Regions from separate parts of the Mus musculus genome. Here all the other regions are linked to region 1. Evidence: chromatin loops called from intact Hi-C (ENCODE). Cell type or tissue: left cerebral cortex. All regions are shown on one strand.

What was found. Hi-C counts contacts between places; a loop is a spot of excess contacts. Peaks named below come from ENCODE experiments on the same cell type or tissue, not always from the same donor. Only the 100,000 strongest peaks of a DNase experiment are listed, where the experiment ranks them.
Region 2: it touches region 1 in a loop (6-fold over the local background); 12 of 42 quality-filtered maps call a loop at or near these places.
Region 3: a loop joins it to region 1, with 4 times the contacts of the local background. A loop is called at or near these places in 19 of 42 quality-filtered maps.

The regions. Positions count from the first base shown.
Region 1 is chr11:114,669,240-114,677,239 of GRCm38, forward strand. Rpl38 (ribosomal protein L38) reads left to right here. Exons shown (of 4, transcript NM_001362918.1): 3 at 2,495-2,617; 4 at 3,026-3,094. The coding sequence ends at 3,051. It overlaps Ttyh2 (tweety family member 2), which reads left to right and starts at 6,229. Exons shown (of 14, transcript NM_053273.2): 1 at 6,229-6,433. The coding sequence starts at 6,305. In left cerebral cortex, a CTCF peak has its summit at 3,643 (motif pointing right); DNase peaks (open chromatin) are centred at 139, 667, 1,386, 1,999 and 7 more places; H3K4me3 peaks cover 3,341 bases; H3K27ac peaks cover 3,816 bases.
Region 2 is chr11:114,792,515-114,800,514 of GRCm38, forward strand. Btbd17 (BTB (POZ) domain containing 17) reads right to left here and starts at 3,378. Exons shown (of 3, transcript NM_028055.4): 1 at 3,250-3,378; 2 at 1,336-1,612; 3 at 1-8. The coding sequence starts at 3,334. It also overlaps a transcript of Gpr142 not described here. In left cerebral cortex, CTCF peaks have their summits at 3,153 (motif pointing left) and 7,392 (motif pointing right); DNase peaks (open chromatin) are centred at 722, 1,596, 2,841, 3,575 and 1 more place; H3K4me3 peaks cover 1,292 bases; H3K27ac peaks cover 2,638 bases.
Region 3 is chr11:114,733,849-114,741,848 of GRCm38, forward strand. Dnaic2 (dynein, axonemal, intermediate chain 2) reads left to right here. Exons shown (of 13, transcript NM_001034878.3): 3 at 680-841; 4 at 2,017-2,138; 5 at 4,768-4,910; 6 at 6,569-6,682. Among named protein-coding and RNA genes, the nearest start is that of Dnaic2, 10 kb to the left of the region's middle. In left cerebral cortex, CTCF peaks have their summits at 2,503 (motif pointing left) and 3,157 (motif pointing right); a DNase peak (open chromatin) is centred at 3,191.

The DNA.
Region 1 (8,000 bases):
TGTCATTTACCAGTAACCTTCAGCTTCCAAATAAGCGAGTGCGAGGTGACGAGACAAAGCAGAGCCAGTGTGCTGGCCCAGGTCTGCCTGCTTAATCTCGGGCCGAGGCAAGAGAACTGAGCATCCAACGCTATCCTTGGCCTACATAGCAAGGCGCTTGCTTCTTCCTGCGCTGGGTTCGCTCCTGCTCGGCATGAGCTGAGATTCAGAGCCAGGCCTGGTGCACAGACTGCAGTCCCCGAATTCCGGAGGCAGGGACAAAGGGATGGGGAAATGCTAGGCTCTCCTTGGTTACATTGTCTCGAAAATAGATTAAAACAAGCAGGTTCAAAGTTGTTTGTCGGCTCCTGCTGCTTTCTGTATTGTTCTTTCATACACGAAGAGGGAATTGTCTGCTACTTAAAGGATGTTTGGGGAGGATGTGCCTAGCGAGAAACCTTGGGTGATGTTATCTTCCCATGGCAGCTAAAAAGAGGTCTGGTCTTCTACTGTGTGAGATAGCCCTATGGGCCTTCCTTTTCCTCCCCAGATCGGACTTATAAACATCAGATAATGAGCGGAAGTAGACCTAGGTGGGCAGGAAGAGCCTTTGCAAGGTCCTTAGGTGTACTCTGTCACGTCAGACAGGCTGTTGCCTCTGATGTGGTTGTCTGTGGGCCGGCGGCCACCGGCCTGGCGAATGTCTCCTGCTGGTGGGCACAGTGGGGTTTGCTGGTGTTTTCCATCCGGCCTGTAACATTTGGCACTGCCTTCTCAAGTCTCAGCTCGGCCACGGGCCACAGTTCTTTTCTCCTGTTTAACTTTAAGAGTGTGGAATCAGAGGTCATGCCTCCAGATTGCTGAGGTCAACCTAGCAGGCCTGTCAGTTCCTTAATTAGTTAAGAAAATGAATCAAGCGTATGGGTTAGGAGAAATGCCTTTGGACCCAATTTCTGGTGGGTTTGGTTTTGTTTTGTTTAGAAATAGGCTATATGGATCTGGAATAACATTGGCACTCACCTTGTAGCCCAAGCTGGCCTCAGATCTAGAGCTCAGGGAGTCTCTCTCCGCCTCCCAAGTGTTCGCGGATTGTAGACCTGGGCCGATATTTCTGACTTGTTTTCCCCCTTATGTTTTTGTTTATTGTATATGTGCACATGTGGAGGCCAGAGAGGATCTTGAGGGTGTTGGTTGTCCTATGGGGCAGATCTCAGGAACCAGACTGGGGTCATTGGGTTTGACACTGGCTGTCTTTACCCACCCAACTATTACACTGGCTTCTCTCTAACCTTGAACTTCCTGGGTCTCCTGGGGGCTGGTATTACAGATGTGTGGGAAGCCCTAGTCAGCGCTTCTTCTGTGTGGGGGCACCACATTGAGTTGGTGGACACTGGGCTGCTTGCACATTTTCTGTCAGCCTGACGCAGCATTTATTTTTGGATACTTACCCAGAAGTGGAGTCGCTATATGGCAGTTGGACAATGCCCAGGGGCTGAGACTGTGAGGGCCCCTACCTAGCATTCCTCGAGCTCTGGGCCGTTTCCCAGCACTGACCTAACTGGACAGGGAAGGGCACCACTTTAACCCCTGTGCTTTTGGTTGGAGGCAGAAGGATCAGAGAAGTTCAAGGTCCTCTGCCACACAGTGAGTTCAGGACCTGCCCGGATATGTGGAACCCTGTCTCAGACCTCACTCACCTCCAGAGAGGAGAGTTAGTATTCAGGAGTGCGATAATGGCTGGGGCAGCATAGGGTGCTGCCATCCATGTCTGGACTTGGTAAGATGGAAGCCAGAGTGACCAGTGCCTTGAGCACCAGTGCCTGGTGAAGGCTGTTCCAGCAGTAGTCAGAGGTGGAGTTGAGAGAACCTGTGCACGCAGATCACACACAGCTGTTCTGTGAGGTTAAGACCAAATGCCTGTCTCTGGTTAGGTGCTTGAGTCTGAAGCATTAGGCCCTTTGATGCTTTATAGAGCCCTTACTACTGCTGCAGAGTTTGGTTCCCAGCATCCTTCCGCTCTAATCTGCCTGTAGCAGTGACGACCTCTTCTGCACCCAGGCATCTGCACCCACGTGCCAGTGCCCACACACGGGCATGCGTTTACACATAACTATAAAATAAGAGCCAGGTTCCACAAAAGTGTAAGAGGTGCTTCCCTGCACACTGGAATGGAGCATCCTAAAAGCCATCCTGTGCATCCAGTGTCCTTGTATGGAGAATTGGTTGCCAGAAGTGGAAGGCTGGAAAATTATTAACCAGAGAAGATAACTCATTTCTTTCCTCTATAGGCTATCCTTTTAGAAAGGTCATGGGTCATTCTAGAATGTTCTGCGGTGCTGTGTTTAGTGTATTGAGTGCAGGTTTTGTGTGCATGCGCAAATGAATTGAGTAACCCCAAGACTCACTGAGCAGAGGGAAGTCTGAGGTGGCGGTGACTGAAAATTCCAGCCACTTAAGAACATGACCTGTGTGATTCTGCACCAGTTCTCATCCTTAATTGTGGTTTCCTTGGCAGCTGTCAAGATCAAGAAGAACAAGGATAATGTGAAGTTCAAGGTTCGCTGCAGCAGGTACCTTTACACCCTGGTTATCACAGACAAGGAAAAGGCAGAGAAGCTGAAGCAGTCCCTACCCCCGGGTGAGTACGCCTGAGGGAGAATAGTGGCATGGGCAGCATTAGGGGAGCCACTTTGTGGTGACTGTGAGGTGTCTGCCATGACTGAGTTTCTTAGGTTCTATCTGATCCCAGAAATGGCTTCCTTGGTCCCAGGCAGATTATAATCTATTTAATTCTCAAAAGGACCTACTCTGAGTCAGGCAGTGGTGGCGCATGCCTGTAATCCCAGCACTTGGGTGGCAGAGGCAGGCCGATTTCTGAGTTAAAGGACAGCCAGGGCTACACACAGAAACCCTGTCTCGAAAAACCAAAACAAAAGAACTGGTTGATCTGATTGACAATCCTGGGTTTGCAGAGGGAAGGGCCTTGTAATGCGCCCTGGTAGCTCCGGAAGGAGTCATGTCAACCATCAATCTTTTCTTTCCCCAGGTTTGGCAGTGAAGGATCTGAAATGAACCAGCCCTCTGCGTGTGACTATTAAAAACCCTGAAAAGTGTTTTGTGTGTCCTCAGTCTCTGGTGGGGAAGTGGTAGTGCTGTTGAGATAGTGCCACCTTCTGCAGCCCACATCTTCAACTGGGATCTCAGTGGTTGAATCGCCTTCCTTTTAGCCTACGTTTGGGGAAACTTTAATACCCTGGGAAGGCAATTGGAAGAGCTTGCTCTTCATGGAGGGGAGCTGGTGTATACTCCCAAGGCTTGGAAGTGGGCCTTGAGATGGGTCACCTGAGATGAATGTGGGAGAGGGAGAAGCTGCCAGATGAGCCGTCCTTGGAGCCCCTGGATGCAAGAGTGTTCCATTCTGTAAGACTGGAATGTGAAGTCAAGAAAGCATGGGCTTCCGCTGTGAATGCTGAAGAAAGGATGGTTTCTGTGGGGTTGCCTTACCATGGACTGCAGAGTGGGCAGGGGTGGGGGATCCGAGCCTCTGGGCACTGCATCGCACCCGGTACACATACATGCATACAAGCAAACAACATGACAATTTTCAAGAATTAAAAAGGGACAGGCAAAGTCAAAGCCACTGGGCCTGCCACCAGGTGGCACTCTACCGCAGTAAGTAAACCCCGTAACTGAGGAGGGGGTTGTTTTGAGATAGCACATGCATCCCAGGTGCTGACTTTGAGTCCACCCTGCCCCCACCTCCTGAGTGCTGGGACCATAGGTGTGCAGTGCCCAATTTAATGTACTGCTACTGGGAGTGCTTTCTGCTTTTAGGAAATGTACTGCAGCAGGCTGAGCTAGATGCTTAAACAAGCAGGTTGTAACCAGAAGTAAAGATCTTTCTGGAAGAGGTTTTTGCATATGCTGTGAGCTTTTTGGGGAGGCATGGGTTTTGTTTACCCCGGGGAGTGGGTGGGATGGGAGTGTGGTTGCCTGGGATTCCCAAGGGAGACAGTTTACAGCTTTGGGTGTTTTGTTTTTGTCCCCAGTTCATTTCTCAAAGGCTCCCTCTGGCTCCTAGGAGACTGACTTTGTCTGGCCTTGTGGTCTGCTGAAGGCACTTTTTCATGCAGCGCCTCCTACCCTGCCAATCCTGAGTCACTTAGGGTGTGCTTCTGCGGTCCAGGCTGGCTCCAGAGACTGAATAATGTCTTTGTGCCTTCAGGTGATGGGCTCACCAAGGCTGAGGGCCCAGCCTGCTCTTCAGTAGTACACTCCTGGTTGGCTTCCCTCACCTCTGCGTCAGCACACATCTGGAATGCCCTGGCACTGAGCTCTCCCTTGGTGGCCATGTATTTATTACTACTCCCTCTGACTCTGCACCAGGTTCAAAATTAACAGGGAAGTGAGCAGAGGCATCCTGGGGTCACTGAGGGCAGGTGTGCGGGACACCGGGCAGCACCTCCCTGCCCTCGGGATTCTGGCTAAGGCTGTATCTCTTGCCTGTGACTGAGGTTCAAGAGGGGCCTCTGGGAAGTTGCTTCACATTTCTCTGCTTGGCTACAGGGGTCTACATCAGGTCCTAAGGCTGAGGGCACCTAAGTCAGCCCTGTGCTTCAACTGCCCTCACTTCCCTTACAAGGTTCAGGCCAGCCTGGGCTACATTGTTCCAGGAAATCAGGACTATAGCAAGACCTGTCTTACTAGAAAAGACTGGGTGTAGGCCTATAAGTCTTAGCTGTACAGGGATGTGGGCTTTTCAAGTCCACAGAACATTTCCATCAACTCAGAAGCCGCTCCCCGACCCTGGCCACTGGGAAGCAGCCACAGCCCAGCCCGGCCCTTGCACTGCAGATCTTGGGGTTTCCTGACTGGATTCCCTTTCTCCCCTGCCCATTAGTCCCTCACCCCACAAGATTTCTACCCACCATGGAATCCTCTGGAGACATCAGCCTAACTGTTCCCTGTGGAGGCACCCCCCAAGCTAGCCACCCTCATGCCAGCTCAGGACAAAAGCACTGGACGTGTTTATAATCACCGAGGTTTAGAGCCTCCCCTCCCTACTAAACACGTGGAAAGACAGGAAACTGGAAAGAGACTTTGCTCATCACTAGGTGTCCTAGGCTCGGGAGGATTCCTAGACAATCCTGGACTAGCGAGACATCTGTGAGAACAAGGTGGGTTAGGGGGTTGATGGTGCCTCGGCTGTCCGGGGCAGATGTAGCAGCCAGGCTCTAGCAACTATAGAACAGAGCTGACTGTGAGAAGTCCTAGCGGCCAGGGAGCAGGGAAGCACTCCTAGCAAGGTTCTTTGATAGAGCAAGAGTGCCTGTTTTAGGGGCACCACAGCACCTAGTTAGAAATTCTCCCTGCCCTCTCTGGGGTCTCCTTTCCTTCCTCTGCCTGCAGCACTAAGCATCCTCCCTCCAGCTGGCTCCCCAGCGCTGTGCCCAACCAAGCCTGGCCCTGACTTGGCTCTCGAGTTTGCCACCTAACGTGTTGACTGGTACCTGCCCACCACCTACCTCCTGCTTAAGACCCTTGTGCAAGCCGGGCGGTGGTGGCGCACGCCTTTAATCCCAGCACTTGGGAGGCAGAGACAGGCGGATTTCTGAGTTCGAGGCCAGCCTGGTCTACAAAGTGAGTTCCAGGACAGCCAGGACTACAGAGAAACCCTGTCTCGAAAAACCAAAAAAAAAAAAAAAAAAAAAAAAAAAAAAAAGACCCTTGTGCTCCCAGCTTCAAGGCCAGGCTGCTCTACATAATGAGTTCCAGGACAGAAAGCATAGTGAGGCCCAGTCTGGGGAATAATTAATAATAATAATAGTAATAGTAGAATGAATTAGGGACTAGCCCAGCCTCCTAGGTAATGATTACTAATTATCCACTGGCTCTTTAGTCTTTTTTTCAAAATCTTGCCTTTTTTTTAAGATCAGGTCTCACATAGCCCAGGCTGGCCTCCAACTCATAACAGACCTGAGGAAGACCTTTGAATTCTTGATCCTTCTGCCTTACCATCCTAAGGCACGCACCATCAAACCTGGGCCACTATTCTGATGTTGATAGCAAGGATCAGGGCATGTTTTTGAGCCCAATTTCTGGAGTGGGTGTGTGTGTCCAGGAATTGGCTCAAGAGGAGGGGTGGGGCAGGGCCCGAGGTGGGGGCGGGACCTGAGCAGAGCCTCGTGCATGGTGGGGCGTGTCCTCGCCTAGGGCTGGATATGGGGCGGGGTTTAGGCGAGGCGGGGCCGGGTCGCTTCCGAGCCGGGTAGTGGTGGTAGCGGCGTTGGCAGGGGCAGTGGACCCGCTGCAGCTTGTGCAAGCCATGCCGGCGGCGCGAGTGGAGTACATCGCGCCCTGGTGGGTCGTGTGGCTGCACAGCGTTCCGCACCTCGGCCTGCGCCTGCAGCGAGTAGACAGCACCTTCAGCCCCGGCGACGAAACTTACCAGGAGGTAAGCCCATGAGCCGAGCCACGGAGAGGGACCCTTAGAGTGAGAGCCAGAGCCGGCCTGCGCTCGCCCAGGTCCCACTCCTTTCTCTCTTGCCTCGGCATCCCGCGCTCTCCGCGCTTCTCAGACCCCCTTGGTCCCCATTTGGGCCCTCTCAGCTCTCCCGGGTTCCTTGGCCGGGACGCTCGACCTAGCTGGAAATCTCGGAGTTGGTAAAGCTGGAAACACTGGGGAAGAAGAGGAAGGACGCGGAGGCTGCGCTCGGGTGGCGGGGGCTGAGCCTTCCAAAGACTTACAGTGGGGGTGGGGCATCTGAATCGGCGTGACTGGCGGCCGAGGTGTGTGGGTGCTTAGAGGTGCTGCAAAGTTCCCCTTCTGAGACTCCCGACACCAGACGATTTCTCTCCCGGCCCTGATGGCCTGAGAAAAAGTTTAGGCAGAAACCGACTTGAGTCTCCGGAGTCCTTTGCGCTCCTTTCCCCAGCCCCAGCCCCAGCCTGAAGGGTAGCAGCCACTGCCAATACCTCTGCCTTGGCTTCTTCACAAAGGCTGCGGGGCTGAAAGAAGCGGCGTGGGTGACTAATCTCTTGGATGCCAAAACCCCACAGCTGTTGGAGTCCAGGATGGAAGGTGGCTTCAGATCCACCCCGTCTCGCACCACGTCCAGCATCTACCCCGTCTGTTCTGGTGTTCCTTCCCTATAAACTTCTAGGCTCTGAAATTCTGAGGTCTTGGTTCCCGGGCCAGCTACCCTCCTTATCTTTATACTTCTTAACTGTCCCTGATGAAGGGGGACGTTCCCTTGCGGGTTTGGAGGTCAGGTCCAGGCTTCTGACCTCCTTTCCAGACCCTGCAACGGTCTCTCAGCAGATCTCAGCCGCGGTTAAACCCACGGCGGCCTCTGCGGCCCGGCTGAGTCAGTTCCCTCTGCTGGGTCAAAGATTCAGGGGCTGAGGCGACTTGGGAGGAGGCCCATTATTAGTTCAGAGCACTGTGCTCATGTTGGACTTTGACCTGCAGTGGTTGGCACGGTGTCCTAATCTCCATAGTGGGGCATCTGGCTGAGCAGGGCTTCTCTAGACTGCCCAGGAGTGGCTTCTTGTCCTCCCAGATTGTCCTCGTTCTGAGGCCAGGGGCTCCCGAACCGTGTGCTGTGCTCTGCCCAAGAAGAGCCAGTACCCCAGAGTCTAATTATAACTTTCAATGGCTCTACTACTTGCGGGCTTGGGCTGTTGGTTTCTGTTCTTCTGGGAGGATGGGACCCCCTTTGTGCTACTGGAGGCACTGTCAGCCCTAGGCACTGCAGCCGCCCCCGCCCCCCCCCACCCCCGACCCCCCTCGCCCCCCCAGTCTTGTCTGGCCCTGGAAGGAAGACTTGTTCCCTGAGGCCTGGTGGCTACTGGCAAAGCACCAGGGAGTCTTCCTTCAGCTAATGCTTAAAAGGGGACGGATATGGTTTCCGAACAGCTGTGTTGGGGGTGTGGAGAGAGCCCTGGGTCCCAACCATATTTTCTCCTCTCTCCTGGAAGAAATCTAGCCCCTCAGCTGGGTCAAGGGACCTCTGGCTTGG
Region 2 (8,000 bases), 120 kb after region 1:
ACAAATACCTGGAAGGGAATTGGAGAGGGGCCCGCTGAGAGGGCACAGCAGTTAAGAGCACTTGTCCAGAGCACCAGAGTTCGGGCTCCAGAGTCCACATTGGGTGCCTTGGAAACCATCTGTAACTCCAGCCTTCTTCTGGCTGGAGCAGGGTACCCATTTACATGTGGCATACACTCATACAGACACACATGCTAATAATATGATTTAAAAAATTAGAGATAGGAAGATCGGCGGGACTGAGTATTGTCAAGGCCACCCACACTACCCTTGCAAGTTTCCCCAGAACCCAAAGGGGACACAGCCATTTTTGTAAGAAACAAACAGGATGAATGGACCTTGAGGCTTCCTATGTTTTCTTCTTAAGTTCCCTCCTGGCCTGTTCAGACATCTTTAGCTTCTGGTGCTGTGAAAATCACATGTATTTACTAAGCATCTACTTCATAGCTAACTCTAAGCTCAAACCATAAGAGGCCGCCAGTAACCTTGGTATCCACACAGTCTGGATTTAGATGCCTATCTGACTTCCTCCTTGCTGCTAGAGAAGGCAAGTCCTTTAATTTAGGAATCCCAAGATGCCTAAGAAAGGGGAAGAGCCCACCTCCAGAATGTTGTCACTGTGAGAGGCTCAGAAAAAATCTCGTTACACAGCACACAGGCAACCCAGGCTACTTCCTGTTCCCTGTCGGCTTCTCTTTGCTTAGGCTTTTCAGCTGTCTGGATTCCCTCTCCCTCTCAGCCATTTTACTGTCCCTGGCTCTCTTACAGTGCTGCCCACCCCCTTGCCTCATTCTTCCTGACAGTCCCACTGGCACACAGCACCCCGCTTGGCTCTATGTGAAACCCTTCTGTTTTATCCCTCTTCCTGTTGCCTGGAACTTGGGGGTGTTGTCTGGAATCCTGCAGCCACCTTGTCTGAGCCCTTAGAGCGGGGTTACCTCCTTAGAGCATTTTACAGTCTTTCCCTATGCAAGAAGGAGAGAGGTGACCGAGCCTGTTGACCTTTCTGCTCCTTAGCCCTGTGGTTTCAAAGTCTTGTGGCCATTGAAGACACTTGGGACCAACTAAGAATCTGTTGATTCTATCAGTGCTCTTGGCTGGGTTTGGAAGTAGCTCAGAAGGGACTCCCAAAGGCCAGAAAGGGACACAGGCCACAACAGGGAGGGCATCGGAAGGAGGGATAAAGGAAGCCTGTGTTGTATGTCATGCTAGGACTTTTGAAAGTCGATATAATAACCAGTAAGGCCAGACTTCTGCGCCCCTGAAGGTGGAGAGACAGGGAGCCACGGACAGGATGCAGGACAGGATGCAGGACGGTGCCCTTCCCCTATGTACCTGATGAACTTGTCAAAGACAGCAGCACAGTCCCGGGACTCCCGCAGCATAACCTCACTCTGGTTGCTCAGCAGCTCCCGGAACAGCTCACTGTGCAGCCCCAGCAACAGGCGATGGGTGTGGAAGGCTCGGACCTCGTCGGTGCCCACAGCCTGGACCCGCAGGATGACATCACTGGCATTGCCCTGGCGCAGCAGGTCCTGCAGTCGCTGGAGCAGCATGTGGGAGTGGTTGATGGCGGTGCCTGCTGCCTCCCCACCCACATCGGCTCTCTGAGCTGCAGCAGGAAGGGACATGGCAGAGCCTGAGAGGGCACCCGGCCTGGTGCTTCCAGCTAAGACTGCAGAGGGACCTACTGGTGGCACGGTGGCACTGTGTGGGAGAAGGGTGGGGAGCCTACATGAGTGTCCACAAGCTAGCTCATGCTGAGTGAGCATGTTGGCCCCAGGCAGACTTGGGGTACGTTCTTAGCAGAATATGTTCGGGTCAGGCAGAAGTCGTGGACTAGTTAATGTTTCTGTGAACCTATTGATGTCCATGGCACTTGGTCCCCAGGGGGAGGGTGACAAAACCGGTCAGAGGTGGCACAGCCTTGGGTACTGAGAACTTACGTGGCTGCCATGTGGCATTGAATGAACCTAACCCAGTTCTCATACTCAGGAAAGCTCAAGGGGGCAGAACAGACACATAGTAAATACACACAGGAAAGGGTGGGGAGTTCAAGGCCAGCCTGGACTCCATAGCCAGTACTAGATCAAGTGTTAAGCACACACACACACACACACACACACACACACACACACACACACACACACAAATCAATTTTAAAAATAAATAAATGCACAAGTGAGCAGCCTGGAACCAGCCAGAGACAAAGGAATACAGCCAGCCCTAAAGACCTGGGCGGGAATGACCAGGTGGAGCTCAGGGCCAGGGACAGCAGGCATAGCGTTTCTTTCTGTCTTTGTTTGTTTGTTTGTTCTCTTTTTAGTTTTTTGAGATGGGGTCTCTTATAGTTCAGGCTAGCCTTGAATTCATGATTAGCTGAGGTTGGGCTTGAACTCTTGATCCTTCTCCCTCCTCCATCCTTTGTGCTGGGATTACAGGATTGCATCACCACTCCACAATGAGGAGCACTGCCCCGGCCCTACTCGGTGAGACAGTAAGGGACCCAATGAAGTAACTTGGGTGAACAGTGAAGGAATAGGATTCCAGGGGTAACAGTGTTGAAGCTAGCATCTCCCTTCCAGGGAGGCCTGTTTCTTGTGTTCTCAGGGCAGCTCTGGGGTCAGATAGGGACACATGCTGAGTTATAGAAAAGACACCCCCCTAGACTGAGCAGTGCAGTGAGCCTTGCAAACTGGGAAAAGCAGGCGGTTAATAGTCTGACAATTGCAGAAGGGCACCAGCAGGCAGCTCTTGTGTACACACACACACACACACACACACAGAGTGGGCACAGGGCCTATGTGTGGATCGTTGAAAGGAAGGCTCACAAGAGTGAGCATCTGTGTGTGGGAGAGGGAGACCCAGCAGGGGAGAGAGGGAGCAGCTGCTGGTGGTGAATTTCCCAGCCCCGCCTCCTAGCCCCGCCTCCCCAGCTGTCACTCCGAAAGACCTAAATGCTGATGGCGTTCTCTTGCAGCCTCTGCCTGGACCCAGCTGTCGGAGACAATGAACAATAGAGGGTCTTTTTGTCATTAAGACTCCTGCCTGCTGCCCAGCCTCTTTCCCTGGAAGGCTATGTGCCCCTTTCTCTCTGTCTTTGGAGAGGTCCAGTCTCTCCGTGTTCTCTGGGGCTGGCTGGCTGGCTCCACCTCCTGGCCAGCTCTATGTAGCTCCTAGCAGAAGTTCCTGCCCCCAACCCTTACCTTTTTCCTTACCAGGCACCTGATCCCCGTACTTTCCACTCACCTGCACGAGTGACCAGTCCCACCAAGGCCAGAATAGCCCAGAAGCTGCCCCAGGACCCAGGCTTGCAGGAACCTTTTCTAAGCATCTTTGTGCTCTGTCCCTAAGTCCACTGGAGGGACAGTCAAGTCCAGAGCACTCCGATCCCATCCCTCCTCCTTATATAGGATCCAGCAAGGGGACAGTACCCGCTTCCCTCCTAACCTCCCTCCCCCTACCAGTCTCTGCCATGGATTGGTTGAAGCTGGTCCCTGCTGTTGCCTAGGCAACTACTTAAGCCAGAGTGTGGCAGCCCCAGGGGCTATTGTGTTGGCCTGGGCCCCCAAGGGGAACAGATCCGGACACCCTCCTCCCCCACCTCTTCAGACAACCCAGCAAAGCTAGCTGTTCCTCTCCCGGGAAGTTTTAAGCTCTCTGAAGGGCAAGCAAAGGGCTTCAGGACCCCTGGCAGTCACCAACCCTTAGGGCCCCAGCCCCCAGGCCCAGCCTCCATCCTGGCACAGAGCATACTTGGCAGTGTCCTGGTGAGCTGGCTACAAAGGGAGAGCCTGGAAGAGGCAGGGAAGAGCTGGCTCAGGGCTCTATTCCTCCCCCACCCCCATTTTAGGGTGGGCCAGTCATCCAGAGGGGAGGATAAGGACCTTTAATAGGGGTATGGGGTAATGAGAATTATTCTCATGCCGTTTGTTTCAGAAAGTTCCCGTCATGCTCTGGGGAGGGTGACAGGCCTTTAGAAAAGCTACAGAGGGACCGACTATCTCACACCAGGGACACTGTACTATGGCCCTTGCTCTAGGAACACAGCCTGTTTCTCTACCAAGACAGCCCAAGTCTTTAGTTCAAGCCTATGCATGGCCCATCATTTCAAGGTTCCCCTCCCTGGAAGGTGCCTTCCACCAGCTTCTACCTAAATTCCAGCCTTTCCCTTCCCAAAGTTCCAAGAAGGCGTGTAACAAACCTAGCACCATAGTCCATGTGTAGGGAAATTGAGGCAGGGAGCTAGATTGCAGTCTCAGCTAGATAGTACAGAGAACTGTCCTAAAACAAAGGCAATGGAGAAGGGGAGGGTGGGCTGTGGAGTCCTGTATATGTGTGTTCATGTCTGTGTGGGTGATGCATATGTCTGTGTGTACATGTGTTTATATGCATGTGTCTTTGCATTTGTGTGTATGTGTGCATGTGTGTATACACGTGTGTACGTGTGTATGTGTACACACGTAGGGGGCATTGTGGTGCATATGTGTGTGTGTGTGTGTGTGTGTGTATGCATGTGTGTGTTGAGACCTCACCTTTACATAGAATCAACAGGAATTTTTTCCCACTTCCTTACGAGAGGGACCCCCTTAAGGCTGAAACATGGAAGTCAGAGGATCCTGGGAAATCTGGGTTTCTCAGAGGCCAGACCCTGCTCTGGAGATGGGCTGGAACTTCTTGCCCTGGCTCTTTGGATCCCAGGAGCTAGCTTCATGCATTGAGTTCCATCTCTTTCCGGTGCAAAGACCCAACAGCGTCACCTCCTCCTGGAGCCACAGAGAAAGCAAAAACTGGGTCTGGCACCAATGTTGTCTGGGTTGGCAGAATCAGCTGTCCGGCTTAGCAGAAACGCCTCCCAGCTGACTGAACTCTCACGCCTGCTCTTCCTTGTTCAGAGGCACCATGGTCCCTCCAGTGGCTGTCCGTCTACCCGTCCCTTAAACTGTACAACACCTAGGTTCAATTGAGGCAGACAGAGCCTATGTGGGACAGGGCTGTCCAGCCAATGAGGCAGTGTCACTCCCAGGCACAATGCCCATCAACAGGAATGATTGTTGCTCAGTAAGCGTGCGTCAGCCCCGTTCTTGGAGACCCCCATTAGACTCTCTTGATGCCTGGTCTACCTGCACTGGCATCTCCCATGTTCCTCTAAGGACCTAGAATTCCCAAGGGCAGGACTGAACATTCTGTTTCCTAAGCAAACCAACAGATTGTTATAGATACTCAGAATTATGATCTATGATTGACATTTCAAGTGTGATGGACCAGGAGGTCCCAGGCTACCAAGAAGACCTCCCACTCCCCATCTCTGACAGACTCTTCCCATGATTCCAACTTCCCTCATCCCTGCCTCTCTTCTAATGATTTAAAAACTGACTTGCTGAATAAAGTTCCCATTGCTACAGTGTGTGCAAGCGTGTGCTATATGTGTGCATGTGTGTGCTATATATTTATACATATCTGTGGTAGGGGGTGTCTTGAGACCGGATATGTACAGAAGAGTGCTCTCAGCCTGCACAGTCTTCAAGGTGACACAAGGACAATACCACATTTTATTCCCTGCCATCCATCCCACCACCCCATGGTCTAGAAGCTCTATCACTCCTTGAGCACAAGTCTAAAGATCTTGCAAGCAAGAACAGTCCCCAGAGAGGAGCCAGCGGACTGTGACTTCCTGCCCAGGGTGTGTATGCACTGTCTAAGGAACTTGTTTATGCTCAGCAAGGACAGGCACAGCATGGGCATAAATGTCCATATACTCAGGGTAGCTCTTCTTGGAAGCTAGGTCAACCCCAATAAACGATCTCCATGTAACAAGGTATCTCAAGAGGGTCTAGAAGCAACTGTAAACTTCCATAGTCATGGGTAGGAAGGGAGAGTTTCTGAATCACAAAGGCAAAGAGCAGACGCTAGACACTGACCCTGAGGGAACATGGAGGAGAGGTGGACCTAAGGCCCAGCCTGCCCCTACCTAGCAGCCTCCTTACACTCATAAAGTCTTCTGACCAGTCATGAAAGGCTCACTTCGCTGGGGAATTGGTTCCAGGCTCAATACACCCAGTGGACCCACTAAAGATTAAAGAAAGATCTGGTGAGACAGAAGCAGGAGGAGCAGGAATTCAGGGTCAGCCTCTGCTATACAGAGAGCTCAGGGCCAGCCTAGGCTATAAGAGATTGGGCTCAAAATGGTAGAGGATCACCCTAAAGTTGCTCATATGCTGTGGATGGCTCACAGTGGCACCACTTCTCTCCTGTTCACCCCTGATCACGCCCTTCCCCATCCAACACAGCCGGCCACCTGATCCACAGACCTCTCTCCCATGGAGCTGCAGCTTACAGTGGCCTCTATTCCCAAGAACATTGTGTGAAGGAGTGAAATAGAACAGTCCTGGGGGAGACAACAGGAGGAATGCACCTGAATTCAAATCCCAACAGCTACATCTGTGACGCCTACCAACATGCTGATCTTCTATGGTCCTTGTCTCCTCATGTGTTAACAAAAGGTAGGCAGTTGGGCTGGTGAGATGGCTCAGTGGGTAAGAGCACCCGACTGCTCTTCCGAAGGTCCAGAGTTCAAATCCCAGCAACCACATGGTGGCTCACAACCATCTGTAACAAGATCTGACTCCCTCTTCTGGAGTGTCTGAAGACAGCTACAGTGTACTTACATATATTAATAATAAAATAAATCTTAAAAAAAAAAAAGGTAGACAGTTAGCTAAATGGGCCTGCCATAAGTTAAGGATGAGCAATGGAGGGACAAGCAGATATTGGGCCCATGGATGCTTCCTCCAGGTAGTGCTGGATGGATGAACTGGTGATAGCAAAAGATGTTGAGGACCAGGAAGATCAAGGCATGTTGCTGTTGGATGACAACATCTTTCACAGCCAGGTCATTAGCTGCATGCCTATGGGCACAGTCCCTTCCTTTGGGCTATCAATGGCCCATCCTGGCCACTGACATAGATACAATGTAAGAAGAAACTCCCCTCTCCAAGAACAGGAAACATTGTAGCTGGATTTGGCTACTTTGTGGATTCTTGTTTCTTCTACCCTTTGAAACCCTCACCCAACACCAGATAAGAGAGAAAAAAGGATAGAGGAAAGAGATCCATGAACAAAGTCAAAGATTAGAGAGGGGCAACATAATTGTTAGACTACTTCCTGTTGATTAGTGGCATCAAGTTCCTTGGGGTAAGTTTGATCTTTGCTGTCAGGATATCTAACTTCTTCTTGTTGTTTCTTCTTTGTACACAACTACTGAACACACCAAGAACAACATCCACCAGCAACTCTCTACCTCTCAGGGCTCTAGCTTTTTTTTTTTTTTTTTTAAGATTTATTTATTTATTATATGTAAGTACACTGTAGCTGTCTTTAGACACTCCAGAAGAGGGCGCCAGATCTCATTACGGATGGTTGTGAGCCATCATGTGGTTGCCTGGAATTGAACTCGGGACCTTCAGAAGAGCAGTCAATGCTCTTAACCGCTGAGCCATCTCTCCAGCCCCAGCCCTAGCTTTTCTGAAAAGTCCTCAGAATCCCAAACATCACACAATTGCAGAAACTATCTGCTGCTGGCAAATTCATGCCTCTGCTAGAGCACGAGGCAAATCATAGTCAGCTGATATGAACAATCTGAAACAGCCTCATATCCCACACCTGGGATTAAAACAAAAACATGTAATAGTTCTACACAGGATATGTACCTACTGATGACATGGTAGCCCTAACTCTGCCACCACCTATGCCCAGTCAGGTACTGCTATTCCCTGGCATGTCAGTGTTGACATTGCTGTCCCCATGGTTATAGATCTTGCAGATCCCAGTTCTTGTTTTGTGTAGCTCAATGCTAGGACAAGCATGACATCTCCTGTGGGGTATGAAGGGTCCTGGAATCCACACATCCCTGAATTATAGCATTTTCTGTCTAGAAAGCTACATCTTCACCTTGAAGACTCCAAGGCAATGAAAAAAATTTTTTTTCTTATTTATATGTA
Region 3 (8,000 bases), 65 kb after region 1:
ATCAAAAAGATTGGCCATACCTAGAACCAAAAGGCTCCTCCCAAGGGCTCTGGGGCCTTCGAGATGTTACTGGAGTCAGTCTGGGCATTTGGGCCTTCGGAGAGAACTATCCAAACGGGCTTAAGAAAAAGAGAGTGTTACATAGGCAATTCCCACTGGAATGGGTTGGGGTCCCAGGGACACGGAGTCCCCACGAAGTAAAGGATCAACCGGTGTTTCTGTCAGCCACACTGAAAATCATGTGACATGGGCTAACCCATCTTACCATGAATCACTTGATTCAGCCAAAACAGACTTTTCACAGTATCACGGGCACAAATGATCCTGATGAGCATGGCATAAAGAGCTGAATCACTGTTGATTTCCTGTCTCTGTAATGCTGAGGGACAGAAGTTTAGTCGCTGTTGATATGATATCTCCCAGGATAGATGTGTGGACTCCTGGGCCTATTTCAGGTAAAGATAGAACTAGGTTTCCCATGACCACCACTGTCCCCTGTAAGGCTTCCCAGATAGTGCTGTTGGGAACCAGATAGGGCCTCTTCACTTTGTGGCTTTGGTCAGGGCACCCCTTCTTCAGTTATCCCCGTAAGAGCTTAGAGTCCCAAGACCCAGGTTTGTAGAAATGGCTGAATGCTTAGCCTGGAGACAAATGTCGTCTCCCCTGTGCTTCTGTTTAGGCCAACACCGAGCGGTTCGAGATGGAGAGCTGTGGCGTTAATCATGTCGAGGGGGGCTGGCCCAAGGATGTGAACCCCCAGGAGCTGGAGCAGACCATCCGTTTCCGGAAGAAAGTGGAGAAGGATGAGAACTACATCAACGCCGTCATGCAGCTGGGCTCGGTTAGCCTCCCTCCGGCGCCCGCTGTCCCACGCCACTACCCCAGCTCGGACTGTACTCTGCAGGCTGTGTGCAGCCCTGTGTAGGCTCCTGTAGCTCTCAGCCAGGGAGGGAGAGACTCACTGCTTGACCATAGGGACCTATAGACAAATGAATTTAAGCAGGAGTCTAAAATGCTTGGAAGAGGGCTGGCAAGATGGCTGTGTTGGTAAAGGTCCATGACCTCAAGGCTGATCACTTGAAGTTCTAGAATCCTCATGATAGTAGGAGAGAGCTCACTCCTGTAAGTTGTCCTCTGACCTCCACACATGCACAGTGGTGAACATGTCCCCCTCCCTCCCATTAAACCCCAAGGCACACACACAACAACAATATGGGAAGCCTCTTGGGTAGAAGGCACCCTAGAAGAGCCCTGCCAGTCAGCCAGCAATGCTCCTTCATGCATTGAACTGAATTTCAATTCAGAGGCTACAAACTCAATCTTACATACCTCCTGCTCCCAAAATGTTTGCAACTCACGCCACAATTCCAAGACAGACAGACACACCGACTTCACCAGATACCGTTAAGAGACACTGTCAGAGACAGGAACACTCCCATTTGCCCCGTAAGGAGGAAATTTCCTGTTGAAGGGATTAAAGAAGGCTCCCAGTGTAAGGGTCTGAGAATCCCTGAAAGAAGACCCCAGACTCCATAGTATGCAAAGAGAAAGAGCATTTATTCTGCAGGAACATCCAGCATGTGGGGTCAACCATCCAAGCAAAATGGCGACCATGAGGGAAGCAGGCCCCTTTTAAAGCCAATTAGGGGTTCTCCAGTTGCGGTTGGGTCACCTTCCTCAGGATTGGTGGTGCTTATGGTATGAGATATTTGTACACTGTTGATTGGTTTGTACCACAAGGGAGAGAGGGTTGCTCCTGGCCAGATGTCAGGGCAGTTGCTGATTGGCTGCCCCCCTTTTTCTGTGGTTTTCCCAAGAATCCTGGGCTGTCCCTCTGTGGAATTAAAGCATAGGGATAACATGGTGGTCTGTTCTAATGTGCAGCGAGTTCGATCCTCTCATTGGAAGAGTGTTGGCCTTGGGCCAAACCTTGCTGAACATCAAAGATGACACAGGCGGGGTGGGGGTGGGACAGCTCTCTCACGGCTAAGGTTTCCTGGCTCGGCGTCTCCTCAGATCATGGAGCACTGCATCAAGCAGAACAACGCCATCGACATCTACGAGGAATACTTTGATGACGAGGAGGCCGTGGAGGTGACTGAAGAAGCCCCTTCGGCCAAGACCATCAATGTCTTCAGGTATGGCTAGAGAGAGGTGGCAGGTCCCCTAGACCTGAGTGACAGGTAACCTGCCAGGGGAGGATGCTGGGAACTCCTCTACAGGAATCTGATACCCTCTTCTGGCCTACACCAGGCACCAGGCATGCATGTGAACCTCCACCCCTGTACATACATACATACATGCATACATACATACATGCAGGCAACACACTCATACACATAAATAAACAAGCAAACAAACAAACCTCTTCAAAATTAATTGACTTTACGGGCTGGTGAGGTGACACAGTGGTTAAGAACACTGGCTGCTCTCCCAGAGGTCCTGAGTTCAATTCCCAGAACCCATCTAGAAAGGGGTCTGATGCCCTCTTCTGGCATGCAGGTGTATATGTACATACAGAGTACGACATGAAAACATACATCCATGAAAAATTATTTTTAAAAAATTGACTTTAGTTTTTCATATAGCTTTAGGCTTTCAGCAAAGTTGAGTAGAGAGAGCTGAGAGTTCTCAGATCCCTCCCTCCCTCCCTCCCTCCCTCCCTCCCCCCTCCCTCCCTGAGCACACAGGTCACACATCAGCACACATCAGGCCAGTGTGATATTTCACACACCTATGGTCCTAGAACTGTTAGGCTGATACAGGAGGATTGAAAGTTCTAGGCCAGTCTGGGTTACTTAGTGAAACTTGGGGGGGGGGGAGAGAGAGAGAGAGAGAGAGAGAGAGAGAGAGAGAGAAATCAAACATGGTGGCACACACCTATAATCTCAATCTCAGCACTTGAGAAGCTGAGGCAGGCCAGATCAGGGGTTCAAGGCCATTCTTAGACTCAGATACATAAGTAGTCTGAGCTTCTAAGACCCTGTCTTTAAAAAGGAAAGACAGACAGACAGACAGACAGACAGACAGAGTGAGGAAGGGAGGAAGGAAGGAAGGAAGGAAGGAAGGAAGGAAGGAAGGAAGGAAGGAAGGAAGGAAGGAAGGAAGGAAGGAAGGAAGACATGCAGAGGCCATGGTTTCCACTAGAGGGCACCCTTGGGCCTCATAATCTGTGGATTTGGACCAACAACACAGAGCCGGTTTCAACTGCCTTCTTTTTCCATTCTCCTGCCCTCCAACTCCTGGTTCCCACTGGCCTTTTTATCACCACCACCTCCTACGATCCGCACAGTGCCATACACTCTGTGGTGACCCCTTTCGTCTGGCTCCCTTCACTCACTCATGGGTTTGTATCTCTGAATCTTTTCTTCCCCTCCCTCCCCTCCTCCCTCTCCTCCCTCCCTAATTCTCTTTCTTTCTGAGACAGGCTGTCCGGAAGTTCAGGCTGGCCCAGGCTCACTATGGAGCTAACACTAGTCCCGAGTTCCTGATCCTTCTGTCTCTACTTCCCAAGTGCTGGGATCACAGCCCTTGTTTTACATAGGGCTTGGGATCAAACTCAGGGCTTCATGCACAGAGGCAAAGAGTCTAGCAAGAGGACTACATCCCCACCCCTCCCTTTTGTTAGGATTGGGGTCGGGCCGATAGGGGTGTGACAGGAATTTTGAGCTCCTTTTGTGGAGTAGTAACGAGGGGGTTGGATGTTCGCCTCTTCTGTGCTGACCGTCATGGACTCAGGCTCCCAGTCAAAACTTTCACCAGGTAAAAGTGTTTAAACCAGGCCAGTGCCAGGTGTGGTGGCGCACGCCTTTAATCCCAGCACTCGGGAGGCAGAGGCAGGCGGATTTCTGAGTTCGAGGACAGCCTGGTCTACAAAGTGAGTTCCAGGACAGCCAGGACTATACAGAGAAACCCTGTCTTGAAAAACCAAAAAACAATAAAAACAAAAAACAAACAAACAAACAAACAAACAAAAACCAGGCCAGCACGGTAGCGCATGCTCTTTGATCCCAGCTCTAGAGAAAGAGAGGCAGGCAGGTTTTTGTGAGTTCAAGTCCAGCCTGCTCTACAGAGGGAGTTTCAGACTAGCCAGAGCTACACAATGAGACCCTTCTTTAAAAGGGGGAGGGGGTGACTGTTAAACTAAAGCTCTTCAGGGTGACATGAAGTAGTGTCAGCCAAATACACAGAAACTGAGTTGGCAGTGTGGATGTGTGCCCAACATGTACCTAGCCTTGGGTTCCATCCCAGTACCTTATATACTGGATGTAGTGGTGGTGCATGCCTGTAATCTGGAGGCAGATGGATCAGAAGGCCAGCCTGGGGTACATGAGGTCTTGCCTCAAAATTAATTAATTAATTAATTAATTAATTAATTAATTAAAAGTTATCTCATAGATTTCACTCATTTGCCTCCTGTCTAATTCCTTGTACATACTAGGTCGAGTTAGAGACTGATTTTCTGTCTAAGGGAGTCTTGTCAACCTTGAGGTTTCTGTGGGGTTGGGGTTTGTTTTATTTGTTTGAGACAGGGTCTCTGTAGTCTAAGCTGGCCTCTGGAGTGGTGCTGCGGCACAGGCAGGAGCCCACTCCCACTCCCACCCCCACATCCCCGCTGTCCAGTTTCAACCTTGTAAAATCAATTTCTAAGTGAACGCAGTCACATAGACCCTACTTGGATTTTTTTTTTTTGAAAAGGAATCTGATAAACACCTACTTGGGGGGCCCTCCCCTCCATCCCCTGCTTTCCCTGCCTTTCCGCTCCAGGGACCCTCAGGAGATCAAGCGGACAGCTACACACCTCTCCTGGCACCCTGATGGCAACAGGAAGCTGGCAGTAGCCTATTCCTGCTTGAAGTTCCAGCGCGCACCCATGAGCATGAACTACGACTCCTACATCTGGGACCTGGGTGAGAAATGGGTGGTTCCACCCGCCAGAGAGGACTGAGGGAGGGCCAGGTCAGAGGCCAGCCAAACTTGGGGAGCTGAGGGTAGAAATAAGGGGTCAAAGACAACCTGCGGAGTGGGGCACCAGGGATAAGAGGAAAGCTCTTGTCTCTTCCCGTGTGGGAACAGGCAGGCACACCTCTACGGAGCCGAACCAGATCCAGAAAGTTCCTGTCCACTCTATGTTTGCCTCCTACACTGGGGATAGACTCCACGGCCTTGTGAATGTGGTCACATCCCACATCCCAGCCCAACTCCAACATCTGAGGCATTGAGAGCAGGATGCTTGGGATCTCAGATCCATGGATCCCCACACGAGGATTCCTACTTGACCATGAGAGGGCCCAAGCAGGGAAGAAAGCATCCCACCTTTCCTGGCACTTGCCTTGCATTCACGCAGACAGTGACAGGCCATTTTCTACAGGGAGCAATGGTAGGGACACTCGGTGTAGAGACACCACCACTCAGAACCGACAGTCTGCTCCTTTCTACAGCTCATTAAATTCTGACAGGAGGCCACCTTCACCCAGGGTGACTCCAGTTTCAGCCATGGTCCACAGACCTGACACTTCCACCTGGGTGGAAGGAATTGAGAGAGAATTAAAAAAAAATAGATGATATTGCTTGTGGGGAGAGCATGTGTGTTATGGTGCACATGTGGAGGTCAGGGGACAACTTTGTGGGGTCATTTCTCTTCTTCAACCTTTATGTGGGCTCTGAGGACTGAACTCAGGGTCACACCGGCCTTGGGCAGCAAGAGCTATCTTTCACCTGTTGGGCCAGCAAGATGGCCCCAAGAGCAGACTTTACGTAAAACCTCTGTGGGTCCACAGACTTGGATCTGGTGGAAGCAGGGAAGGAATCAAGAAAAGACAAACACAGACGCACACCGAAAAGCAGAGGTGGGGCAGTCTGGGCGCTCTGCTGGAGAAATCTCGGTATCCCGGAAGCTCAGCAGGTTGTGTATGAATTGAACAGAGACACATCGGGTCACTGGATACAGCTGAGCAAGGACACAGGGTTATCACACACACACACACACACACACACACACACACACACACACAAATGAGCTGGCAGGGTTATTATCTACCCCTGGACCACGGAGAGGGGGGTTTAGCTAATCTCTGTAGGAGTGATCTCTGCAGGGGAGCGGTCTTCAGACCACAGGTATATCTGGTAGGCATTCTCTGCACAGTCAACACTCGCTCTCAGTCCACTGAGGAAGGCTTTACCGTTTCCCTCTGAGCCTCACCCCAAAATGTCTGCAGGGGATGTGGGGGTGGAGTGAGGCTTTGCCGTTCCTCTAGGGCTCTGAGACTCTAGGGTCCTTGTCATGGCTGCACCTATGTCAACAGCACACAAATACACATCCACTCAGGGCTTCATCACTCTCTCTACACCTTAGGATCAAAATTTCACTTCACACAGAACCTGGGGAATGGTCTAGAGCTGAAATTCAGTATGTGAGTACGTACCCCAATCCCGATCGCCTCCGCCCCCCAATAAAACCACTAGCCAAGATTCAGGCAAAAGAGGCCAGAGGGAGGGGAAGGACCCTCTGCCGTTTCTCTCGTCCTTTGCTTAATGAACTGAAACTGACTGACCCTCTTCATTCTAGAAAACCCCAACCGACCTGAGATTGCCCTGAAGCCGTTGTCTCCTCTCGTCACCCTGGAGTACAACCCCAAGGATTCCCACGTGCTCCTAGGGGGCTGCTACAATGGGCAGATAGGTAAGGAGGACTCCGCACCACCACCCCCCGCCCCCCAGCAGCAGCTGGGGACACTGCTGACCGGCCCACTCCATCAGGGCTAACTAAGCCTGGACTTGGCAGGCAGATGAACCGTTTAGGAAGCTAATCACTGCAGTCGCCTAGGAGTCAGGATTAATGCTGGTAGTTTGGGCTGGCCTCCAGTCATAATCACTGAGGTAAGTCTAACAACAGGAAACAAGAAAGTTCTAAAAATAACGCAGGCCGGGGAGACGGTTCAGTGGGTAAGGGTGCCTGTCACCAAGCCTGACGACCTGAGTTGACCTGTGGGACCACCCACATAGTGGGCAGAGAGAACAGTCGTCCTCTGGCCCTCACATGTGTGCCACCTGCATGCGTGCAGCTACACGTGCACCCATGCATGATAAATAAATAAATAAATAAATAAAATGTAGAGTTTTTTTTTTTTTTTTTTTTTTTTTGCGATAGTTAGAATAAAGTCGAGCACCAGGGCCCACGATAGACAGATAGGGGCCCGCTGTGGAGTCCCCGTCTTGGGAGAGGTCTCTGGACAAAGTACACGGGATGATTGTGTGTGTGTGTGATGGGTACTGGTGTGTGACCATGAATACCTGAGTCAGAGGAATTGATTGTGGGTGATGCTGGGTTTGCACACAACGCAGTTGGTAAGTGTCGCCTCCTGTGTGCCCATCGCTGTGCCATGCACACGCAATGTCTGAGAAGAGAGACTTCAGGGAGCACTCCATCACGGTGGGGAAAGCACGGCAGCTAGAGGGGGTTGGTCCCTGGTGGGGGAAAGAGCTTCTCAAGCCAGGCCCACCAGGAAGCAGAGGGTTCAGGCAGAAAGTAAGGCTGCACCCCCTCAGCAGCATACTCAGGAGAGGGTCTCCTGGCTCTCCCTTTGTCTATGAGAGTACACAGTCAACAGGTCCAGCTGGGATAATCCTTTTGTAAGGGGGCACATCTTAATTCCCCACGATGGCTAGGAGGATGCAATGGGCTGGGTTACACACAACGGGCAGGAGGGGGCAGCTGTGTCACACTAGGGGCCCCATATATTTCCCTGCCATATTATTCATTGTCTGAGCCATAAAGACTGCAGCGAAGCTAATGCCATGACTTATTCAGTAGCCCTCCTCACTCATTATTCATGAGTCCTGTCAGTGGCTTTTCAAACTGGCTCAGAACAGCTCAGCTCAGGGGCCCTGTGACCATAGGACATCTGTGATCGCAGGAACCACCTGAAGCGCTGCTCTGCAGAGAAATGACTCAAATAAACACATCTGTGGACCCGGCCTGGCCAGGAGTAAAGGTCTCC